Regions from separate parts of the Homo sapiens genome. Here all the other regions are linked to region 1. The links are chromatin contacts, found by Hi-C or POLR2A ChIA-PET in ENCODE. All regions are on one chromosome and are shown on one strand. Each heading gives the region's core, a stretch centred on a gene start or an enhancer-like site at or near the end of the contact. The rest is flanking DNA. Distances are from core to core; before and after follow the strand shown.

What was found. A loop is a pair of places that touch in the nucleus more often than their neighbours do. ChIA-PET counts read pairs that join two places held with the same protein, here RNA polymerase II (POLR2A). Pooled maps may share reads with other maps.
Region 2: a map of mammary epithelial cell shows a loop between it and region 1 (11-fold over the local background). The contact joins the enhancer-like site here to the promoter of EGR2 in region 1. A Hi-C loop is called at or near these places in 4 of 168 maps with a recorded cell type or tissue (Calu3, MCF 10A, PC-3 and 1 more), 1 of 37 single-sample maps with no recorded cell type and 12 of 50 pooled maps. POLR2A ChIA-PET finds 5 or more read pairs at or near these places in 2 of 52 experiments (PC-9 and T-cell).
Region 3: a pooled map shows a loop between it and region 1 (5-fold over the local background). The contact joins the enhancer-like site here to the promoter of EGR2 in region 1. A Hi-C loop is called at or near these places in 1 of 168 maps with a recorded cell type or tissue (CD4-positive, alpha-beta memory T cell), 1 of 37 single-sample maps with no recorded cell type and 10 of 50 pooled maps.

What each region holds. Positions count from the first base shown.
Region 1 is chr10:62,814,973-62,817,672 of GRCh38, reverse strand. EGR2 (early growth response 2) reads left to right here and starts at 1,307. Exons shown (of 2, transcript NM_000399.5): 1 at 1,307-1,812. The coding sequence starts at 1,644. RefSeq lists an enhancer at 1-461 and silencers at 487-566, 857-1,286, 2,307-2,396.
Region 2 is chr10:62,243,570-62,246,401 of GRCh38, reverse strand. It overlaps RTKN2 (rhotekin 2), which reads left to right. Exons shown (of 12, transcript NM_145307.4): 3 at 345-403. Among named protein-coding and RNA genes, the nearest start is that of LINC02621, 14 kb to the left of the region's middle. Within about 2 kb of position 1,366, at least 7 of the 41 ENCODE cell types and tissues checked have a DNase peak (open chromatin) inside an H3K27ac peak, as active enhancers do; they include mammary epithelial cell, where a contact is called at or near this core.
Region 3 is chr10:61,938,347-61,941,323 of GRCh38, reverse strand. It overlaps ARID5B (AT-rich interaction domain 5B), which reads right to left. Exons shown (of 10, transcript NM_032199.3): 3 at 916-1,141. Among named protein-coding and RNA genes, the nearest start is that of ARID5B, 38 kb to the right of the region's middle. RefSeq lists an enhancer at 1,066-1,195. Within about 2 kb of position 1,418, at least 9 of the 41 ENCODE cell types and tissues checked have a DNase peak (open chromatin) inside an H3K27ac peak, as active enhancers do.

The DNA of each region.
Region 1 (2,700 bases), core at 58-2,557:
GCTTTCGGCCGTCACTGAGGACCGCGCTGGGCTCACCGAGGTGTTTTTTGGGGAGGGAGAGAAAATATTTATTCTAGTACGTGTATTCTGGCTCGGGTGCGGGCAGGGCGCGGTCCTGGATCCTGGGCTATGGGGGTCAGGGGGATTCTGTGGCTGCAGGGACCGGTAGTGAAGGTTAGGCCAGTGTCTTCATAGAACCTCCTGTCCAGCGAGCCCGGAGCCCGCTCTGCCGCCGGGACACTGCTGGCAACGACGGCGCGCGGACGCAGTCAACAGGGAGGTGTGTAGTGTAAGGTGTGTGAGCGGGTGTGTGAAGAGGGCAGCGGGGGCGGGAGTGTGTAGCGGAAGTGGAGCGAGTGTGAGTGTGTGTGTATGTGTGTCTGGAGGGGCAGGGTGAGTGTCCAAGCTTCCATCTGGACGCCCCCACGCAGCCGACCGCCCAGACGCGCCGGGAAGGGCGCCCGCTCCGCGCAGCAGCTGAAGGGGGGCGGGGAGCGCGCGGGCAGAGGAAGGAGGGTGTCTCCGGCTGAGGATTTCTCTCGAAGCTCCCCACAGTAATTCTGCTCCTCCTAGGGTTTACCCTCCCAGTCCCAAGGTGCCCAAAATACTTAAACAAACAAACAACCCAAACCTGTTCCGTTTTCGCTCCTGTATAAATAGAACAGACTTTCCAAAAAAGCAATACGCATTCACTCTTATCACCAGCCACTTCTTTCCACCAAGTAATTCAGAAAAAAGCAGTCAGCTTCCGTGAATGCATGTAGCTTTTTTTTTCTTCGCTGCCTCCTTTTGCTTGCGGTTTTGAGCTGCCAAGAAAGTGAGTAGGGGTTTGACTGTAGTGTCTCGGCTCCGCTCGGTTTCTTTCCGAAGTTTAATTTTCCGGAATGGCTCCCAAACAAGGGCTAGGGAGGCGGAGCCGCCGGCACCGGATCTTCGCCTTTTTTGGAAAGTCCCAGAGAACCGGAATTCCTCCCCGCCCCGGGAGGCTGAGCCGCAGCCTGGAGCAGCTCGCTCTCCTGCTGTGGCTGTGACTGGGTCCATGGCGCGCCCTCTCCCCCGCGATCCCTGCGCCCCGGACCCAGGCTGCAGCTAGGGCCGCGCGCCCGGGACCCCAGCGATCCCCGCCGCCTGCGAGCTGGAAGTCGCGAGCCCGGCGGAGTCCGCGCGGCCGAGCCCGTGTATGCAAATCAGCCATGTGACGGCAAAAGCCGCCTGGCCCAGCCCTGTTCCTCAGTCCATATATGGGCAGCGACGTCACGGGTATTGAAGACCTGCCCATAAATACTTAGAGCAACACTTTCCGTCTAACTGAGCGAGGAGCAATTGATTAATAGCTCGGCGAGGGGACTCACTGACTGTTATAATAACACTACACCAGCAACTCCTGGCTTCCCAGCAGCCGGAACACAGACAGGAGAGAGTCAGTGGCAAATAGACATTTTTCTTATTTCTTAAAAAACAGCAACTTGTTTGCTACTTTTATTTCTGTTGATTTTTTTTTCTTGGTGTGTGTGGTGGTTGTTTTTAAGTGTGGAGGGCAAAAGGAGATACCATCCCAGGCTCAGTCCAACCCCTCTCCAAAACGGCTTTTCTGACACTCCAGGTAGCGAGGGAGTTGGGTCTCCAGGTTGTGCGAGGAGCAAATGATGACCGCCAAGGCCGTAGACAAAATCCCAGTAACTCTCAGTGGTTTTGTGCACCAGCTGTCTGACAACATCTACCCGGTGGAGGACCTCGCCGCCACGTCGGTGACCATCTTTCCCAATGCCGAACTGGGAGGCCCCTTTGACCAGATGAACGGAGTGGCCGGAGGTAAGCCGCGTGTCTTCGCAGGCCCGGACCTGCGCGGCCCGGAGGTGGTGGATGGGGTGCAGTGGGTGTGCGGGAATCGCAGGAGAGGATTGGGGCTCCAGGTGGACGGTGCTGACTGCACTGGCTTTGAAGACTGGAAGTGGGTGCAGGAGGAACCTGCGACAGCTGAGACCAGGGCGCGCGGGCAGATGCGCCAGGTCGCCAGCAAACCGGCGTGCGTGCGCCCCGGCGCGCCCAGCCCCGGGCGAGCGCAGGGATGGGGGTGGAAGAGGCGTCCCCCCGGGTTTCGAGGCTTGCGTAGGCCCTCTGGCCGGCAGCACTTCGACCTCCCCTCTCCCGGGGCAGGGGCAAAGTGACGGTAAAGTTCGGGGCTCTCGGGGAGAGCTGCGCGCCTGGAGAGCCGAGCGGCGGAGAAGCGCCAGGGGAAAGCGTCGGTAGCTCCCTCCTGGGCAGAGCCGACCCCGGGAAAATCTCGGAGCGCTCCCTTCTTGCGGCCTGGAGGCGCGCCCCCACCTGCCCGCCGCCCGCGAAGTTGAGGGGGTTAGTAAGGCGGGGGCTCCGGCCGGCGGAGGCAGCGAGTGGGTGGTGGAGGAGGGCGCGCAACGGCGGGAAGCAGCCCCCGGACTGCCGAGGGAGGCCCGCGGGGGCACCGGCGACGCCGGTTTCCTTGGCGATGCTGTGGAAAGTCGTCTCTCGCGGCCCCCGCGCCTTCCTCGAGGCCGGGCCACTGGCCTTGGGCTGAGGCGGGGACGCGCGGCTGTCGGGAAAGGCGGAGAAGATTGGGAGGGCACGGAAACCTACGGACTCCTTCCTCTACATCCCCCATTCGCTCCAGCAGCCCTCGGCTGAAGCGCAGCGGGAGAGGGAGGGAGAAAAAGGCACAAGGCG
Region 2 (2,832 bases), core at 117-2,616, 570 kb after region 1:
TTGTGATCTAAGGTATTATACTTCTGGGGACATGGACAAATATTGTACATCTTGTTTACAGATATAAATGATCACAAAAGTCTTTCATTGTAAAGTAACCAGTATACAGTCATCAAGGAATATAAAGTTTATATGAAAAATCGGGAGTGGCTCCAGATATTTCTTTTAACTTGCTAACTTGACTAAACATCTTAAAGTTTGAGTCAAATAGTTTACATTAACTGGAAGTCATTATTATTCACGGATATGCATTTGCTTTTAATATTTTGACATTTGTGAAACACTGTTAAAATAATTGCTTATTAGAAAAGATCTTTTTTCCATAAGTTTTTTTGTTTTGACAGTGATGTGAAATTTGAAAGTAAAGAACGAACAGCATGTAAAGGAAAGATTGCCATATCAGGTATGCTATAAATGAATCTTTTATATTGCTGAATAAATTCTATAACGTAACTACATGGTGGATTTTGTTTTATGCCCTGTCTCCATTCTCTTCATTTTGTTTTTCATACCTCTATCAGAATATTTGTTCTAAAACACTGTTTTTAGCATTATATGCTACATTGATATAGAACTTTAGAGTTTAAGAAAACTGTTTCATATGTTACATACTCTACAGTTTTCTCCCTAGTGCAGTCTTGTAAAATAGGTAGAGTAATTGTTATTTTCTACAGACTCAGAGGCTAAGTGACTGAGCTAGGCCAAACCCAAGTCTTTTGACTCTGTTCCTTTCCTGCTCAGAAGCTATAATAATGTTTTTAATGTTTTGTCTAGGTCAGAAGTTCCATGAGGTTTTGGTACCATGTTTATTTTGGTCATCACTTTACACCCAGAAGCTAGCATGGTGCTTGGCTCATAGTAATTGCTCAGTGACTCTTGGATGGATGGCTGCTCTTCATTGCCTGTAGTGTAAAGACCAAACATTTTTCTCCAGTCTTCCATTTTGACCCAATTTTTTTTCTAGTCATATCTTCTATTACTCCTAAACATAAGCTGTCGCCTTTAGCAGACATTTCTCTCCTTGTCCTGGCAACATAACCCATGCTTCTGACACCCAATTAGCTTGTGAAATAACTACATTCTCTTAAATATCTGTTTGTTTATCTATATATAATATAATCTCTGTTACCGTTCCAACTAGAAAGGATGTTTCCTTTCTCTCAATTCCTAATGCAGTTAGGAGACCCTTCACCACTAGATGGCACTTATGCTGTGCAGTCTCAGTTTCTCCAAAGTGTTCAGGAAGCTAAAGACAATGGCTTGGAGATGCCACAGATTGAAATGAATACATGGCTGACTCGTGTGTACACTAGTCAGATAATGCACTTTTACAAATATTTTCTTATCAGTACATTTTTGAAACAATAGTATATACCTCCATTGGTCCTTAAGTAATCACTAGGTTATTGGCTAAAAGTCTTGTACTAGAGAGCCTGCTGCTACATTTGAGGTACTGTCACCTAAGGAACTGTTTCTAGTAATATTTTTCTGGATAAACAAAATTATCACACAGGACGGTAGACCTACATTTTACAAAGTACGTAAATGGCCAAAATCTGAAGAATTGCATTCAGCTAAGCAAAATATTCTTCAGAAAATAACTGGAATATGTAAAAATTTGTTGCTTGTTTTATAGTTATTTATATTTGTTTTTATCTTTATAATACAAAACAAAACATGTTTTATCCTTGTATTCTTTTGCTATCAAACATGTATTTTTATGTGGTATTGTTCATTATGTGCAATAAATTTTTTGTGAATAAATTACTATAGATCTTTGAGATTTTATAAAAACTAAACATATCCTTCATTTCTTGCTTCTAATATAGTGTCACTCAGTATATAAATGACATATGTTAAGTTGCTGTTAAACACTCAAATGCCATGATAGTCAACATCTATTGTCATTTCATAACAGTTTATTGATTGTAGCAATTCATAATATTAGAAATAACTGTACATTTAGAAGGAGGCTCAAGTAAAAGTATTTAAAATAAAATAAAAAACTATTTCCTGCCCACAATTACTCAAGTGTAAAAATTGAACTTATTTCTGCATGTGTTTCTTCTTTCCAAAAGATAATTTTAAATTAAGGAACGGAAACTCTGAGAAAATCGGATACTTACGTAATGTCTTTTCATCTTTGCCTAGACTTAATTATATCTTGTATGTGTTTGTAAAAACAAAATAAAAAATGAATTCACCTTTATAAATCCATTTTTTCTTGATATTGGGATGAAAATGTGACCTTTGTTTTGGTAAAGATGAATATTTGCAACAAAGTGTCATAATGTTTTGAGATTACATTGATAGCCAGAAAATACCTGGGTTTTCTGTTTCCAGCTACATCACTCCCTGGCCAGGTCTTTATGAAACTAAATCACAAATTTATTATTTCTGCTGAACATCAAATATTTACCATATGTAAATGTAGTATTTACCGTAATTATATTGTGGTAATTAGCTTAGTCACCGACTACTAATTTAATGAATAAACCAAATCAGTTCACCAAGTACCTTAGTTTTCACTTTTGAAAATGATAGACAGACTTCTGGGACTTGATAGCATCAAGTCAGCTGTCTTATTATGACTCTCCCAGTTTACCATTAAAATGGCAATGAAGACATAAAACAAGACAAAAGTTAGAGTACTGTAAACTGAAACTGAGCCATTTGCAAGAATCTGGAAGGAAGTTCTATCATTGGAAGCTGAATTCAGAAATAGAGTTGATGGGTTACAAATCCATTGCTATCTGAAGAGCACAAGACTACCTGGAAAATCGGTATCCAGCTTCTCCTCTTGTGGAGCTGATATCTACCCTCCTCTCTTCG
Region 3 (2,977 bases), core at 169-2,668, 880 kb after region 1:
GAATACAAACAGAAGAAAAAAAAAAAGCAATGAAAGGACACAAAATGTCACTGGAGAAGAAAGTGTTAAGAAAAAGCAATAGAACTAATTATGAAGCCCCTCCTTTATGCCAGTCAATGTGCTCTACCCCTTCTATCTCACATCTCACAATAACCCTGTAAAGTTCCCCTATTTTTTAGATGGGGAAACTGAGGCTTAGAAGTTAAATTATTTGCCTAAGGCCATACAGCTAAGAAGCAGCAGAGTTAGTATGTAAACACCAATCAGCACAACTACTCCAAAGCCCAAGTTCTCCTTTAAACTTACAGTGGAAGAGGGAAGCAAAAAAAAAAAAAAAAAAAAAAAAAAAAAAAAAAAATATATATATATATATATATATATATATATATATATATATATAGTTGATGGTACCACTGAACACTAAAAGATCAAGCAAACCTATGCCATTGGTTGCCAACCAGTGGATCCCCTGGCTTGACATTGTTCTCTTGCTCCACATTGAGGAACTCATCCCTTTTCCTCAGTTTGTTTTCCACTCAATGTAAAACATGAAATTGGGACATGGTGTTAATAGATGTCATACTACATACTTATAGCAAGTATTTAAACTCTTCATTAATTCAATTTTAGGTGCTCTAATTAAATTGTATGCCTTGACATCACACTGAAAATTGTTTAGAACCACTGTATCACCCCAGCACAAGGGTCCATACATAAAAGGTCCTTTGATCCAACAGGTAACACTCATCCCTTACCCATCCAGTCATCTCTCCATCCATATTCTTAGGACCCTTTGAGGTTAAAGAAATTTGAAATACATTTATATATAAATGATAGTGTTTCCAGAAAAATCTTCAACCGAAAAGTTACTATATACGCCCACACATTAGATTTAAAATTACAAGTCATATTTACCCAGGTCTGCCTTCTCCTTGAGAACGTCTTTGAAGTTGAGTCCACTGTTTAGGGTTGACTGCCTGTACTTCAGCAGAGCTTCCTTCTGTCCATTCCTTCCCAAGGCCTCAGTTTTCACTGGTCCAGCGTGGAAGCCACATCTCCACTTGGAGAAATCAGAATGTACCCACTTGACCAGGTCTTCAAGCTTCACAATCACCTTTTCGGAAACAGCAATGACTTCATCCTACAAGAGGTGGTTGGGGAAGAACAAAAAACGTTATTTATAGGTTTGAGGGAAATGATCCACTCTCCACAAGGCCCATCTGAAATGCCATGTGAGTGGTTTAACCTAATGCAAGGAGACTGTGTGCATTCTGGTGACACAGAATCTTTAGTAACTCACTTCATTTCAATGGTTTTTCACTGCTAGTTGTTTAGTTAAGGAATAATTTTTATGTTTGTTATACAATTAGAAAGTATCCAAAAATAGGACAGTAATTCTAATAAGCCATTTTTAATGTTGGTTGCCCAAGTTCACACTCTACCTAGCTGACCACTTGGGTGAAAGCTAGTTTTTAGGTGTAATTAATTGCAAATGTAAAAAGTGAAAGCTAGATGACTAATGGTGAGCCTGTCTCTACATAAATGGTCTAAGTAAATCTAGGATTCTTGGAACTCTGACTCACCCCCAAATTCCTATGTTTATGGTACATTTTCCCTTGGCTTATACACAAATATTGAATTTAACTTTTGTCCTAAAAATTAAATAAAACTGTGATGTAATCCCAAAAGAAATACTTCATAAATGTTATGTGCTTCCCACTGAAAGAAACTTACACATTCTCATGTTTCTCAAAAACTTTGTAAGCTGAGAAATGAACTGATTTTTTCTTTTAATACAGATGGGGTAGAGGGTGAGAGGGTGAGTGAGGAAAAAGTCTTTGAATTTAAGAAAAGTAGTTGAAATGCAAGTTTCTCCTCTGGATCATAAATTTGAATGTTAAGCATCTCTAATTGCTTCTAGGAAACAACCAACTTTTCTGACTCAGAATTAATTCAGCAAGATCTTTAATAGACATCCATACATGGAACAAAGGGAGGCCCCTTCACCCAAAGATTCTTTGGAAAAGGCTCAAGAAGATCATCTCACTGGGTTTTAAGTTAAGTTATTTAAGCATCTGACATTTCAACTTGAACTGACTTCTTTCATTTCTTTTATTTCACATTTCTGAAGAAAGCTTGGCTGTGAAAACCCCTAAGATTACAAAATCTTAGAAATATTTTTGACAAACAACAACAGGAAGATGTCTCAAAGCTATTAAACAAAAGGAATTCACAACTGATTTTGGCTAATTTTGCTGTTAAACATGACTTTTTCCTCCTCCCCAAACATGACTTTTTCCTCCTCCCCCTGCCCCACCGACACACACACACACACACACACACACACACACACACACACTTCTCCAATTCGAACAAAAAAAGGTTATTAGGGTAAGCTTCACATAATAAGAAGCCCTGGGTTGAGGGTTTTTTTTTTTTTCTGATGTTTTAAGGTAGGATCTAAAATTTCAATTTTCCTCATTGAGTTCCAAGCTGCTTCTGAGAAGAAAGTCTATTAGGCAGCAGCAGAGTAACAAATACTCTATCAAAAATGAAAAGTAAAACTTTAGTAATGGAATCCTTTCCCTTATCATGATTAAATATGAACTACCACTAAATGGGAGACAAAGTGGAAACTGTGTTTCTATCGTGCGCTCAAGAAAAAATTTGAGTACTTTATAAACAATGGGGCCCATTACAAAGTACCATTTCAACGGATGATTTCCCTCAGATTCACCACACCATCCTCTTGAAATAAAAGATCTGTAGTTGTCATGCATTTTATAGCTATTTCATGGTGATTATTAAATGTCAGAATAAAGTCAGGCTAGATATTGTTTCAAAGCATATGGGAACAGCTTCTGGACAGGTGACACCAGAAATCAAGTTTAGAATGTACTGGAAAATAATTAGGTGTATCAGTCTCAACATTAGTAAAGAGAGAATTTGGCAACATTTTGACTAAATACAGTTTCCC